Linked DNA regions of Homo sapiens: region 2 is linked to region 1. Evidence: chromatin loops called from intact Hi-C (ENCODE). Cell type or tissue: PC-9. All regions are shown on one strand.

Region 1 (8,000 bases):
GAAAGATTTTAAAACATACATTAAAAAGTAAATAAAAATAATTTAAAATCCCAGAGGCTGGGTGCAGTGGCTCACGCCTATAATCCCAGCACTTTGGGAGGCCCAGGCAGGCACTTGGGGCCAGGAGTTCGAGACCAGCCTGGCCAACACGGTGAAACCCCCTCTCTACTAAACATACAAAAATTAACCAGGCGTGGTGGCACACGCCTGTCGTCCCAGCTACTTGGAAGGCTGAGGCAAGAGAATCTCTTGAACCCCAAAGGCGGAGATTGCAGTGAGCCAAGAATGTGCCACTGCACTCTAGCTTGGGTGACAGAGCAAGATGCCATCTCAAAATAAATACATAAATAAATACATAAATAAATAAATAAGTTTAATCTAATCCCAGAGATAACAGTTATTACTTGATGCATATTCTTTTACCACTTTGTCGATGTATCCATCTACATATTTATATTTTTTCTTATTAAAATGGAGCCATACCAAAACAACTGCTTGAAGTCTGTTTGAAGTCAGCTTTGCCCTTTAAGATTTCGAAGGTAGGCCAGGCGTGGTGGCTCACACTTGTAATCCCAGCACTTTGGGAGGCCGAGATGGGCGGATCACCTGAGGTCGTTAGTTCAAGACCAGCCTAGCCAACATGGTGAAACCCTGTCTCTACTAAAAATACAAAAATTAGCCAGGCGTGGTGGCATATGCCTGTAATCCCAGCTATTCGGGGAAACTGAGGCAGGAGAATGGCTTGAACCCAGGAGGTGGAAGTTGCAGTGAGCCAAGATAGTGCCACTGCACTCCAGCCTGGGCAACAGAGTGAGACTCCATCTTAAAAAAAAAAAAAAATTTCAAAGAGGTAGAACCTTTACAAGTCTTCAACATTGTCTGTAGGGAGAAGATCTCAACACGCAGCTCAGGACATCCAGCTCCTGGTCCCTATTCAGCACAACATTAAATGACAAGACCTTGGGTAGAAATACTTTCATTCTCAGAGTGTCAATTTCCCTGCCTGTTCAAATGAGACAGGTTAACTACAAAAGCTAGGCACAGATCAACTCTGTGGCTTCTCCCCTTGGGTGCCAAAATGTTAAAGCTTTGAAAATGGCAGAGTATTTTCAGGTGTGGCATCACACTGCCACCCCTAGGCTCATGAGAGATATCCTAAAAAGACTGAAGCCTCAAGAAGCCCTAGATCCTAGCTACATTTATTCAAAAGCTGGATAATTTACATGCTAGGGGGAATTCTTACAGAAAATGCCATTCATTCATTCATTCACTCACTCAACAAATATACAGTGAACACCTATCCTATGAAAAGCTAGATTTATAAAAAGGTTAGAAAGGCATGACTGATATTTGCCTTCAAGAAACAGTCTAGGGGTAGTAAGTATATAGGTGAGTACATGAGAAATTATGACACAGCCTGGTGGTTGCCGTGGAATATGTGAAGGAGCACTGGAAAGTCATAGTTCAGGAAAAGATCATGGAAGAAATGACACCCTGAGTCTTGAAGAAGGAATAGGATATCAGAGCACAATGATTAGAGAAGGTTGGAGGAGGAGGACAAGATGGGAAGAAAGGACCTTTAAGGTAGAAAAAGCTTCCTACACAAAACCCACAGCATGTCTGGAAATGATGAGTGGTTCTGAAGCAACAGAAAGGAGCGTGCCTGGCAGTAGACAAGAAGGGGCAGAAAGCGGGGTGGCCAGGCCTGGAGGGATGCCAGCTTCAGAGTCAGAAGAATCCGGGCTCCCCTAAACTCAACCATTCACTTGGGGGTGTGGGGGAGATGAGGCAGGTGCTGAATCGGCCAGATTTCAGCTCTGAGCTTCTCCTTATCTCTAAAATGGAATCATAAAATCCACTCCTTGCAGAGTTCTTCTAAGAATTAGGAAGAAAGTGTGAAAAGTGTCTGCCATGTAGAAGACATTCCATGTGATGATAAGGTTATTGTTATTAAAAGTAAGTTGGAGTCAGATCATGGTGTGCTAAAGAAGTTTTTTATCCTATGGACAGTGGGGGTCACAGAAGGATTCAAACAGGGAATTACACAATTTGATTCACGTTTGACAGAGCTCTCTGTGGATCCAATTGGTACTTAACCTTGGAGCCCCTTGAAATTCTATCTAGAATATTCTGTGTAAATGCATATGTGTACTTTACTCAGGAAGAGTCCCTAGTTTTCATTAGGCCACAGTGAGCCTGTGACTCCATACAGGTTGAGAATCACTGACAAGAGAAAAAATACATTGGGCATGGTGAGGTGGGCAGGAAGGGGAGGTGGAAAGAATGAGGAGATGCCATATTGTAAAAATACTCACCAGACCTGTGAAGACGACCACATGGAGAGGAACTGCAGCCTCCTGCCGACAGCCAGGTGGGTGAGCCATCTGGGAAGTGGGTCCTCCAGCCCCAGTCTAAACCTCAGGTGACTGTAGTCTCACAAGAGACTCCAAGTGAGAAGCACCCAATTAAGTTGCCCTTGACTCCTGATCCACGGAGACCGTGTGAAAGAATAAGCTAATCATTTGAAGCTACTAAGTTTTGGGGTTCATTATAGAGCAATAGACAACTGATACATTCCTTTAAGTGTTACCACAACTCCATTTCTGGGCATCACTGCCTTTGGCTCATTTGAGAGTCAAGTTTTCATGAGAAGCTTCTTTGTAACATTTCCACTCACAGACCCTGGCAAACTGACTTCAGAGTCTAGCTTTTTTTTTTTTTTTTTTGAGATGGAGTCTCGCTCTGTTGCCCAGGCTGGAGTGCAATGGCGCGATCTTGGCTCACTGCAATCTCTGCCTCCCAGGTTCAAGTGATTCTTCTGCTTCAGCCACCCAAGAAGCTAGGATTACAGGCACCCACCACCACACCTGGCTAATTTTTTTTTTTTTTTTTGTATTTCTAGTAGAGATGGGATTTCACCATGTTGGCCAGGTCAAACTCCTGACCTCAGGTGATCCACCCACCTCAGCCTCCCAAAGTGCTGAGATTACAGGCATGAGCCACTGTGCCCAGCCAGAGCCTAGCTTGTAATCACTCCGCTCTACTACCTCCCACCTTCCTTTCTTTGTGTAATAAGATTGCAGTACACAGTGCTGTACAATAAACAAAATATTTTTATACACATAGTCACACTTCATCCTCACAGGGATCCTGAGGCAGGAGAACAGTTACTTTTGTATTTCTCCATTTTGCAGTTTATAAAACTGAGGCTCAGAAAAATTGAACTTCTTTGCCCAAGGTCATTCAGGTACTAAGTGGTAGCTGGGACTCAAAGCAGTTCTTCCAACTCAAATCCCCATTTCTTTCTGTATTCGTCTGCTTGGGCTGCCATCACAAAGCAGCATAAACCGGGAGGCTTAAGCAACAAACATATCTCATCTCACAGTTCTGGACGCTGAAGTCCAAAATCAAGGCATCAGCAGGATTAGAACTTTCTGAGGGGTTGAGAGAGACTCTATTCCATGTCCCGCTCCTGGCTTCTGGGGGCTGCTGGCAATCCTTGCGCATTCCTCGGTCTGCAGGTGCATCAGTCCAGTGTCTGTCTCCATTGTCACATGGCATTCTCTCCTTGTGTGTCTCTCTCCTCCTCTTTTTTTGTTTTGTTTTGTTTTGTTTTTGTTTTGTTTTTTTGAGTCAGGGTCTCCCTTGTTGCCCAGACTGGAGTGCATTGATATGATCATAGCTCACTGCAGCCTCGGACTCCTGGGCTCAAGCCATCCTCCCACTAGCCTTCCAAGTAGGTGAGACTACAGCTGCGTGCCACCATGTCTGGCTAATTTTTAAATTTTTAGTAGAGATGGGGTCTCGATATGTTGCCCAGCAAATCCTGGGCTCAAGCGATCCTCCCGCCTCAGCCTCCCAAATCGCTGGGATTACAGGTGTGAGCCACTGCACCCAGCCTCTCCTCCTCTTATAAGAACACAGTCATACTGGATTAAGGGCTTGCCCTAATGACCTCACCTTAGTTTCATAGTTACATCTGCAAAGACCCTTTTTCCAAATAAGTCTGCATTCACAGGTATTGGGGCTTAGGACTTTAACGTATCTTTTGGTGGGGGATACAGTACAACCCACAGCATTTTCATAACTCATATTTTCCCTTAACAGACAATCTTTAGAGCATCGTTGGACTGTGCCTAAACTGCAAATTCTTGGAATCACCCTGCTGGTGCTGGCCTTGTCACAAAGCACAGCCTGGGAAAGGAGCATTCCAGAAGAGTATGTCAGTGAACCCACCAGGGGGCACTATGTGACCAGAAAATAACCCCAAAACACCAGCGGTTGCATTAAATTCCATTCTGTTAATGAATATTGTTTCTTAACTTTATTTCTTAAATCAGCAACTTCACATTTGATAAAGAGTCAAGGATTTCCTGATACTCGAATCACAGATTTCTGAGCAGCTTTAAAACTCATTGTTCCCCTATATGTAGCAGTGGATTGCTAGTAGCCCTACCAGGTCCTTGAATTGCTCTGGAATGCCAGGTGGAGCTAAATTGAGGGGTCAGGAACTCCTCATTGGATGTGAGATTCAAGTGAGACCATATATCTAAAAATAAGTTGAAGAGCAGGATAGCCAATCTCTGCAGGATTGGGGTCAATCTATCTCTGGGAAGTAATGTTCAACTCTAAGCAAAGCTGCACAAGAAGAGAAATCTGCATTCGGCACTGCTTCCTGGCTGGCCCCACTGCTCCTCCCTTCCTTCCTGTTCAGACACATGTCCCACAAACTTGCCCCCAAACCCCATTGCCTACCAGGTCCCAAAGAGGCCCCAAGTTCCAAAGCCACTTCCCCCACAAGCACAATTTCCAGTTTCCTTAAAGTCAGCAGTAAGGAAAGGCCTCTCCTTAACTGAAACAAAACGTGAAATTCTTTTGGGCAAATCAAGAAGGGATCTGGAAGGAAAACCCACAGGGCAGCCTCAGTATCAGCAGTCCCTGAGTCCCGCCCCTGGGTGGTGAATCTGTTCCTTGGGATTCTGGCATTTCGCCTTAACACAGAAGGCGCTCTTCTGGGCTGATTAAAAGGCTCGGCATATTCTCTCCATGGTTATCCTTACTGTGTGCTTATAGGTGGTGCCAGCACTCATTCATTCATTCCACAGATGTTTGTTGGGCACCTAAAATGTGCCTGACACTGGGACAGATGCTACAGGAGAAAAAAAAAAAAAGAAAGCTCAAGTCTCTCCCCTCAAAGATTTTACATTATCAGCTCAGAGAGCTCCAAACTCCTTGCCCAGCCAATACCCAACAATTCCTACAGAATGGGGGCAGGGGGAGTAAATTTTTAAAAGAAACTGAACAGATAATGTTTTAAGGAGGAAATCAACCATCTCAACAGAGAGGATCGAGGAAAAGTTCTGAGTCGAGCTCCTCCCTAAGAAAGGAGGGAGAGGGCCGGGTGCAGTGGCTCACGCCTGTAATCCCAGCACTTTGGGAGGCTGAGATGGGAGGATCGCCTGAGGTCAGGAGTTCGAGACCAGCCTGGCCAACGTGGTGAAACCCTGTCTCTACTAAAAATGCAAAAATTAGCTGGGCGTGGTGGTGGGTGCCTGTAATCCCAGCTACTCGGGAGGCTGAGGTAGGAGAATTGCTTGAAGCCAGGAGACAGAGGTTGCAGTGAGCCGAGATCGCACCACTGCACTCCAGCCTGGGCAACAGAGCAAGACTCCATCGCAAAAAAAAAAAAAAAAGAAAAGAAAGAAAGAAAGGAGAGAGAATGCAGGAGGGAGAGTGAGACTCGGGAAAGAACAGGGGAAGTTGACAACCACCCTTTTTCTACCAGCTCTCATTTAGCCCATAGTATGTTTCTAACCCATAGATATTTCTAACTGAGAAATATCTCCGAGCAACATGTCCTCACTGCTCAGACATAAGGATTTTCTCACTCACTGCATTTAATGCTGTATTCAATCTCTGCTGTTCTCTGTTCCATTTTCCACAAGTGGCAGTGCCTTTAGGAACAAAACCATTCCTCAACCCCCAGCAGGATTTCTCCAAATGTGGGACCACCTGCATTAGAAATACCTGGGGTCGGCCGGGCGCAGCACTCATGCCTGTAATCCCAGCACTTTGGGAGGCCGAGTTGGGTGGGGAGGGGGGGTGGTGGATCACCTGAGATCAGGAGTTCGAGACCAGCCTGGCCAACATGGTGAAACCCCACATCTACTAAAAATACAAAAATTAGCCTGGCATGGTGGTACGCTCCTGTAATCCCAGCTACTCAGGAGGCTGAGGCGGGAGAATCACTTAAACCCGGGAGACGGAGATCACAGTGAGCTGAGATCGTGCCACTGCACTCCAGCTTGGGTAACAGAGCAAGACTCCATTTCAAAAAAGAGAAATAATTAAAACAAAAAATGAAAGCAGAGATAGGAGCAACACTTGCTGGGAACACCAAAAATGGCCAGTAAGGCACCAGAAGCCAGGAGACAGGCCTGGAACAGAATTTCCCTCAGCATTCAGAGGGTAGCAACCCTGCTGACACCTTGACCTTGGACTTCCGGCCTCCAGAACTGTGAGACAATAAATTTCTGTTGTCCAAGCCACTTGGTCTGTGGTACTTTGTTACAGCGGCCCCAGTCATCTAATCCAGGAAGGTGACATGGTGCGACACCAGAGTTTGATTGCATGCCTGCTGACCTGGCTGCTAGTCCACACAATTTCAGGGAAAGGAAGAGAAAGTCTAATGACTCTGACCTAAATCTCTCTCTCTCCTGTAAAGTCACAGGGAACATCAATAAAGCCAGGAAGCTTTTTCTATTAGGCCTCATTAGTCTTCCATTAAAGGGCACATTTCACCAAGCTGATAGATGGAAATGGTATTGGCTACTGTCTGGTGGAACACAAATGAAGATGTTTGAAAGGGCAAGAAAGACAGGCTGCTGAGAGGTCTAGAGGTGGAGCGTATGGTGGGTGGTCTGTGCAGTGGGGAAACCCCCACCTTAGTTTCCTGGAGTAGGTTACATCTTCCCATGTGAAAGCCAATAATCCGTTACCAAAACGTCTCAAAATGAGTCCACAAAGGGCTGGAAAAAGGCATAAAGGAACTCTTGGGGGTGACAGAAAAGTTCCATACTGGGACGAGGTTGAAGTTGTCGCATGACCGTGTACATTTGTCAAAACTCATTGTACACTTAAAATTGGTGAATTTTGTTGTATGTAAAATTATACCCCAGTAAAGCTGATTAAAATGTTAAAATTAACCATAAAAGAAAATTTCAGTTGGTGGTGTTCAGGGATTATTTTATTTTATTTTATTTTATTTTTGAGACGGTGTCTCACTCTGTTCCTCAGGCTGGAGTGCAGTGGCGCAATCTTGGCTCATCGCAACCTCTGCCTCCTGGGTTCAAGCAATTCCCCTGCCTCAGCCTCCCAAGTAGCTGGGATCATAGGCATCTGCCACCATGCCCAGCTAATTTTTGTAGTTTTAGTAGAGACGGGGTTTCACTATGTTAGCCAGGCTGGTCTCGAACTCCTGACCTCGTGATCTGCCTGCCTCGGCCTCTCAAAGTGCTGGGATTACAGGCGTGAGCCACGGAGAATTTTTTTTTAAGCAGTTCTTGTGAAAACTATCTTTTAAATAAGAAACCAGGCTGAAAACAGGCCATTTAATTTGAAACACAGTATCGAAAATAAATAAGTAAATAAAAGATAATTCTATGGTACTTTTATCAGAATATGGAGGAAACACATAAATATAATTAAAAAGAAAAGAGGAACCAGAAAATCCTCTTTTTCTGAATACAAAACAAGAATTTAAATGACTCGAATGAATAATCCCTGGGTATCAATGCTGTTAAATGCAGAAATAAGCAGAGATGCATCACATTAGAACTGATGGAAGATTTGCTGGTAACTTTCAAATGAGAAGATGAAGGTAGGAAATTATCGTATCACTGAACTCAAGAACTCTATCCACAACTCTAGCCTTGGCTTAATGTTGTAGACTGTTATTTGCAGCATATTCCTGTTAGATAAACAAAATCTCTGTGCTTTGG
Region 2 (8,000 bases), 570 kb before region 1:
AGACACATTACCTGAATAAGCAGGTGAAAGCCATCAAAGAATTGGGTGAGCACGTGACCAACTTGTGCAAGATGGGAGCGCCCGAATCTGGCTCGGCGGAATACCTCTTAGACAAGCACACCCTGGGGGACAGTGATAATGAAAGCTAAGCCTCAGGCTAATTTCCACATAGCCGTGGGAGTGACTTCCCTGGTCACCAAGAGTTATCCCTTTCTAACATATTGTTCTCCCCCTCTCCCTCCTCTGCTCCATCTCCCTCCCTCTGTCCCTTCCTTCCTTCTGTCCTTCCTCCCTCCCTCCCTCCCTCCCTTCCTTCCTTTCTTCCTTCCTTTCATTTGAGTATTGTTTCCACCCCACCCTCACCCCACAAAATGTGAGCTGTACAAGAGCAAGGATTTTGTTTGTTTGTTTGTTTGTTGTTCACGGATGGGTCCCAGGTGTCTAGGACAGTGCCTGGTTAACAGTACATGCTCCATGAAGATGAGCTATTGTGACTTGGGGTTTTCTGGAACTGTAGCTGGAACCAACCCTAACCTGTTACAGCTCTCCACTCATGCCTCCCACTGCCTTTTGAAGAAGGCCATGTTGTTAATGTTGTTAAGCTGCTGTCTAAAGGACATGAACATGAATTTTTTCTCTGTAGCTGACACAGGTTTCCCCCGAATCCTTCCACTGCCTCTTTCATGTGTGAAGAACAGCAGACATTTGTGAGTTGGCAGCCTATGGACTGAGAAATGTGGACTGCAGCCATAGAATGGAGCAGATTTCCAGGGCATTTGGGTTGCAAATCTCCCATTTTGACCTCCTTAGCATCGTGCTCTATTATTTAACCCCTCCTTCCATTCCTCCCATGTCTGCCTGCTGTCACTTAAACAAGGGAGTCCACCCAGTGTGGGGAATCGTGCCTTTCCTGCAAACCTTCCTGCTGATTTGTGTTCTAGCCCAGGCTCATGAATTAGTTCTGCTGAGCCTGGCCATGGCCAGTTGTAAAGTGCTGTGTGTGCTGATACCAAAAGTTATGTACAAAACACCAAGAAGTCCCAGGATTGGTACTGCCTTTCAGTATTTGTCCAAAATGGTGCTTTTCTCTGCTTCCCTGGTCAAGCAGAATGAACAGGTCACCAGCGCAGGTAGAATTCTCTCAGTGTCACTGTGGTCCTTGCAGGTCAGCTGGATTTGTCAGTTTAGCTGAGTGTGTCCAAAGACCTCAGCCTCCCTTCTGATTTTCAAACAGAGAAACAAATATAAAGCTACATATGGGTGTGTGAGATGAGACTGGCAGCAGTAAAGGTGGCACTTTGAAGAGGCTCTAGGGAGACAGAATGGACAGTAATTTTAAAGTGACTTTGGGAAGAGGCACCACTGACCTCTCCTCCTTCTCCGCCTGAACAGTCCCTTCAGAAGCTGCTTTTCCCTCACTTCCGTCTCCCTCATCCCTGAATAACCCACACATTTGGAGCTTCTCTTCCCACTATCTTCTAGCTTTTGTAGGTTTTTTCCATCTTATTCCAACATGAGAGGCAAAGGACCCTGAGTTTGTCAGACCCAACCCTCGAAGAAGCCGAAGAGTCAAACAAAAGAGGTCATATGTAATCTGTAGTAGAAGCCAGACAATGTGAAAGGGTAAATCCAAAGGCCATTGGAACTTCTGGATCCAGATAGGGCCCAGCAAATGTGTAATAAAGTCAGCAGTGAGAAACGCGATTGGGACATGATACTTCCATGACATCAGTAGCTGTAATCAAGCTGAATCTGCCTGTTGATCCCTATGGAAACTGTCTGCTGACTGTAGTGCTGCTCTATTTTGTTGTCATTTCAGGGCTACAAATGAATATGCAATCACTTGACTACTTTGTTTTAAGCCAGGGGTCCCCAACTCCTGGGCTGCAGACAGGTGCTGGTCTGTGGTCTGTTAGCAACCAGGCTGCATAGCCGGAGGTGAGCAGTGGGTGAGCATTACCACCTGAGCTCCGCCTCCTGTCAGATCAGCAGTGATATTAGTCTCACAGGAGCTCAAACCCTATTGTGAACTGTGCATGTGAGGGATCTAGGGTGCTGGCTCTTAATGATAATCTAACTAATGCCTGATGATCTGAGATGGAACAGTTTCATACCGAAACCATCCCTACCACCCCTAGTTCGTGGAAAAATTGTCTTCCACGAAACTGGTCCCTGGCAACAAAAATGTTGGGAACCACTGTTATAAGCCATCTGTGAACCATGAAATGTTTGGGTCAGTCTCCTGAGACTGAAAATTTAATCAAAATTTCAGCAAGAACTTTCTCTTCCCACACTTTCCAGTGTGCCTGAAACCGGAATTTAAAAAAAATGTAATTGGAGCACGCAGAATCAATTCTTAACGCTGTTTCAATGTGTCCTTTCCCCCAAACAATACACTTAAGACATTTACTAAGTGTTAAAGAGCTACCTCTCTGTACTACTTGCTGTAATTTTCTTTGATCAGACTGATTTTTATTTAAAAGATTTGTTTTGTTTGTTTGTTTGTTTTTGTTTTTTAGAGCAGGAGTGAAAGTTTATTAAAAAGCTTTAGAGAAGTAAGGAAAGGAAGAAAAGGAAGGAAGGTACACTTGAAAGAGGGCCAAGTGGGCAACTTGAGAGACCAAATGCTGAAGATTAGTTTGTTTGTTTTTTTTTTTTCTCTTTGAGATGGAGTTTTGCTCTTGTTTCCCAGGCTGGAGTGCAATGGCATGATCTCGGCTCACCGCAACCTCCGCCTCCCAGGTTCAAGCAATTCTCCTGCCTCAGCCTCCTGAGTAGCTGGGATTACAGGCATGCACCACCACGCCTGGCTAATTTTGTATTTTTAGTAGAGACGGGGTTTCTCCATATTGAGGCTGGTCTCGAACTCCTGACCTCAGCTGATCCGCCCGCCTTGGCCTCCCAAAGTGCTGGGATTACAGGCGTGAGCCACCAGGCCCGGCTGTTTGGTTTTTTTTGAGATGGAGTTTTGCTCTTTTGCCCAGGCTGGAGTGCAGTGGCGTGATCTCGGCTCACTGAAACCTTTGCCTTCTGATTTCAAGCGATTCTTCTGCCTCAGTCTCCCGAGCAGCTGAGATTACAGGCGCCCACCACATAGCCTGGCTAATTTTTTTACTTTTAGTAGAGACGCGGTTTCACCATGTTGGGCAGGCTGGTCTCGAACTCTTGACCTCATGATCTGACCTCCTCGGCCTCCCAAAGTGCTGAGATTACAGGCGTGAGCCTCCGTGCATGGTGGAAGATTAGTTTTAAAAGAGTGTATCACATAGTGCTTAAGTACTGTGTTTTGTGCTTTTATGTTGTCATTAATAGTGCCTTCAAATTAGGGAGGAAACGACTTAACTCAGTTACTTGTAAAAGTTTGGTTGTGAAAGAAGCTAAATTAACTGCGAGGATTCAGCTTATAATTTTTTTTTTTTTAAATAGACTTTATTTTTCAAAACCTCTTTAGGTTCCCAGAAAATTGAACAGAAAATGCAGAGAGTTCCCATATCCTCTTTCCAGGCCTCCCTCACTATCAGCATTTCCTACAGAGTAGTACGTTTGTTACAATCAATAAATCTATATTGACACATCATTATCACCAGTCTGTAGTTTACATTAAGGTTCACTCTTAGTGTTGTACATTTTATGGGTTTTGACAAATGTGTAAGGACATGTTTCCACCACTACGGTATCACACAGAGGAGTTTCACTGGCCTAAAAGTCATCTGTGCTCCACTCACTCATCCCTCCCTCCCTCCCTCCCTCCCTCCAACTCCTGGCAACCACTGATCTTTTTATTGTTTCCATAGTTTTGTCTTTTTCAGAATAGCATATACTTGGAATCTTATAGTGTGTGGCCTTTTCAGATTGGCTTCTTTCATGCATTTAAGGTTCTTCATGTCTTGTAGAGGCTCAATAGCTTATTTCCTTTTAGTGATGAATGATATTCAGGATGTACCACAGTTTACTTATCCATTCACCTACTGAAGGACATCTTAGTAATTTCCAAGTTTTGGCAATTATGAATAAAGCTTCTATGAATATCTATGTACAGATTTTGTGTGGACATAAGTTTTGCAGGCTATAATTTTTCATCCTTAATCCTCAGTATCTAAGAACAGTGGGTAAAATTTGACCCAAACAGTACAGCTATAAATCTAGTTTCTGCTATCCCCTCTCACCAAGGCAACCGTTTCAAACGTTAACAAAGTCAATATGAAGGTTAAAAGAATCATGGCAGAAGTATTTAATCATATTATCCAAAGTTTATTGTACTTGGGAATGATTAGACTTAGAGTATCCATTAAGTACAGACTAAATGCAATCATGAACTTCCTCTTTGACTGCATGAGACCTTCAAAAATGCAGTGGTTGCTTTTAACCATAAATACTTTAGGCTGTAATTATGTACGAAGTAATGAGTAAATAGCTTGCATAAGCACTTTTACAAAGGGTAGAACAATTGGACCACAAGGTGGTGCCCAAGATATTTTAAATTCAGATCCTGGTGTCAGGTGAGCACTGAAAACCCAAGACTGGAAGATGAGTAGAATTAGAGCCAACAGATACTTGGAGCAGAAAATCCAATGTGTGTTTTAATGAAATGTATACATTCTTCTAAAATATCATCTTTCAATGATCATTATTACAGATTAAACATTTTAAAACTGCCCAAAGACTTTATGAAATCTTTTATTTTCTAGTTTTCTTCATATTATTCTTATTTGCCACCATGCCCTGGCCCAACTGTATTGCCATTAAAAGATCACAGAAGACCCTCTGCCTTGACACTTGCCACATACCTGTCCCTGCTCTGTGCTGAGTGAAGAACTTACTTGGCCACAGAGATTAGAGATAGATGGACTTCCCTTTCTTGTGTTTCAGATGCTACTTTTCTGTTTTTTGTTTGTTTTTCTTTTCTGGCGATTCTAAAATTTTTTTAAAAATATTTTAAAATTAAGACAGGATCTTGCTATGTTACCCAGCCTGGTCTTGAACTGGGCTCAAGCCATCCTCCCACCTTGGCCTCCCAAAGTGTTGGGATTACAGACATGAGCCACCAGGTCTAGTCCTGAAATCATTTTTTACAACGTTTATGGATGTGCCCTATGGATACTAGATTTAAGAAAATCTAGTATCATTAAAAATCAAAACTTCAAATAAAGCAATTAGGAAATGGGGATTTACATAACAAAACAGTTGTTGATAAAGTTGTTACTAAAGACCTCCTTTAAACTATCAAGCTCCCCAATATATTATTATATAAAATTGCATTTATGAAAATTAGATTTATATATTGCTTTGCAGGGACACCCACCATACACACTGAGCAGATGCCCAAAACCGTACTGTGAGTCTTGGTTTTCATTAAGAAGGGTACAACAAGGGCCTTTTCAAAGGGAAAGTTTAACAAGATAAACAAGTATTCTCTTCGGTAATAATCCTATGGGTTATTAACCTATAACTTAAAAAGAGAAAGAAAACAATAAATAAAGGTTTTTCAATAAGAATAAATGTTGTGAAAATAGGTACAAGGCAAGGTGTTTTTTATTTGCAATTTGTGTTGCTGACACCTGATTCCAGCCACTTGAGGTGACATAGCAGAGTTACAGCGTGAACTGACTGCTGCCTACGTGCCCTCACAATAGGTTTCCAGGCTGATAAAGCACTTCAAAGTTTTATCTTTGATCCTCAGATAGGATGCAAACTATTTGAAGTGTGGTAAAGGAAGATATTAACACACATTCAAGGAAAAAGACATTGACACCCAGCTGAAATATAGAAGTCCCATCATTACCTCAGGTTAATAATTTTTTTTTTTGACACAGAGTCTCCCGCTATTGCCTAGGCTGGAGCACAGTGGCGTGATCTCAGCTCACTGCAACCTCTGCCTCCCGGGTTCAAGCGATTCTTCTGCCTCAGTCTCCCGAGTAGCTGGGACTACAGGCACGCGCCACCACGGCCGGCTAATTTTTTGTATTTTCAGTAGAGACGGGCTTTCACCGTATTGGCCAGGCTGGTCTCCAACTCCTGACCTCATGATCGGCCCTCCTTGGCCTCCCAAAGTGCTGGGATTACAGGCATGAGCCACCGCTCCCGGCACCTCATGTTAATAATTTTAAGCTAACTGACAACTGTGAAGCTAAAAGAAGATGATTTTTAAAGTTAACATTAACTATTAACCAAGGTAGTATTCTTTTTTACCCAATAACAGGTGATGAATGAAATTAAAGCATTAGAATAATATTTTAGAGCTAGAAAGAACAAACTTTTCTATCAAAGATTTGACTTTTATAGAGATTGTCCATGTTCTACAAATTGGCTTAAATAAGATCTTAATTCTAGACAGTGCCAGAACCAGATCTCAAAATTTGCAGTTCAGTGTTTTTTTTCCATCACTCCATACCCATTTGAGTTGTCCAGGACAGACATTTCTTTCCATAAAGTATTTAATCAGCTATTGTTACAGCTCAGAGCAATATTATTTCTTTGTAGCTAGGTGACTTGCACACATTGTTTTTCAGCAATTGGAGTGGATACGGTTACATTTAATAACAAAACTAAGATTTCCAGACATAATATGCAGATACAGAGATCATTTTATTTCTAATCTGTGTTATGGTTAGAATAGTGGCCTGTTTTTAGTCTTGCTTATTTTTTTCTTCAACTTTTATTTTAATTCTGGGGTCCATGTGCAGGATATGCAGGTTTGTTACATAGGTAAACGTGTGCCATGGTGGTTTGCTGCACAGGTCATCCCATCACTTAGGTATTTTGCCCGGAATCCATTAGCTATTCTTCCTGATGCTCTCCCTCCCCTCCCCTCAATAGGCCCCAGCTTGTGTTGTTCCCCCACAGGAGTCCATGTGTTCTCATTCGGCTCCCACTTATAAGTAAGAACATGCAGTGTTTGGTTTTCTGTTCCTGCATTACTTTGCTGAGTATAATGGCTTCCAACTCCATTCACATCCCTGCAAAGGACATGATCTCATTCCTTTTTATGGCTGCATAGTATTCTATGGTACATATGTACCACATTTTCTTTATCCAATCTATCATTGATGGGCAGTTAGGTTGAGTCCATGTCTTTGCTATTGTGAACAGTGCTGCAGTGAATATACGCATGCATTTATCTTTTGATTTATATTCTTTTGGGTACATACCTCGTAATGGGATTGCTGGATCAAATGGTATTTCTGCCTCTAGGTGTCTTACTTATTAAGTACAACATTATGATAATTATTTTACACCTCCAAGATCATGTATAGAAACAATAGGAGGAATATAAATGATAATGAATAGGTTTTATTTATTTATTTATTTTGAGACAAGGTATCACTTTATCATCCAGGCTGTAGTGCAGTGGCGGGATCTCTGCTCTCTGCAACCTCCGCCTCCCAGGCTCAAATGATCCTCCCACATCAGCCTCCCATGTAGCTGAAACCACAGGCATGCACTACCACACCCGATTAATTTTTGTATTTTTGGTAGAGATGGGGTTTTGGTATGTTGCCCAGGTTGGTCTCAAACTCCTGAGCTCAAGCGATCCACCCACCTCAGCTTCTCAAACTGCTGGGATTACAGATGTGAGTCACTGTGCCCAGCTAAGAGTAAGCGTTTTTGCCTAGTAAAAACACAAACTGTTTTTTTCTCTGATCTCATCCCACAATAATCAACACAGAAGACTTCTGGGACCAATCTCTCACATACCAGCAAACAATCAATTCTGTAGTGGACACCATCTGGGTATCCTCCAATTCAATTCTGGTAGTACCTGGAGATAGCATCAAATCCCTCAACCTCAGATTGAGGGCTCAGTCACACAAGACTGCCCCCCACTTTCAATGTCAACCACAAGCCCCAGGTTGCTTCACCTGTGTTTCTATGACTTGGGGTTCCACCACTTCCTCCTTGAGTTTGGTTAATTTGCTAGCGTGGCTCACAGAACTCAGTTTACAGGTTCATTATAAAGAATATTACAAAGGATACAAATGAAAGGGTGTGAAGGGGGTGCA

The links. Peaks named below come from ENCODE experiments on the same cell type or tissue, not always from the same donor. Only the 100,000 strongest peaks of a DNase experiment are listed, where the experiment ranks them.
Region 2: it touches region 1 in a loop (4-fold over the local background); 15 of 110 quality-filtered maps call a loop at or near these places.

Annotation. Positions count from the first base shown.
Region 1 is chr1:229,253,972-229,261,971 of GRCh38, forward strand. It overlaps RAB4A-AS1 (RAB4A antisense RNA 1), which reads right to left. Exons shown (of 2, transcript NR_149313.1): 2 at 2,921-5,149. It overlaps LOC102723935 (a long non-coding RNA gene), which reads right to left and starts at 2,727. Exons shown (of 3, transcript XR_426935.4): 1 at 2,316-2,727. LOC124904540 (a long non-coding RNA gene) reads left to right here. Exons shown (of 2, transcript XR_007066924.1): 2 at 4,108-4,309. RefSeq lists an enhancer at 1-675. In PC-9, CTCF peaks have their summits at 1,129, 1,350, 4,261 (motif pointing right) and 4,463; a DNase peak (open chromatin) is centred at 4,220.
Region 2 is chr1:228,687,679-228,695,678 of GRCh38, forward strand. It overlaps a transcript of RHOU not described here and the pseudogene FTH1P2. Among named protein-coding and RNA genes, the nearest start is that of RHOU, 44 kb to the right of the region's middle. In PC-9, a CTCF peak has its summit at 4,426 (motif pointing right); a DNase peak (open chromatin) is centred at 4,473; H3K27me3 peaks cover 2,336 bases.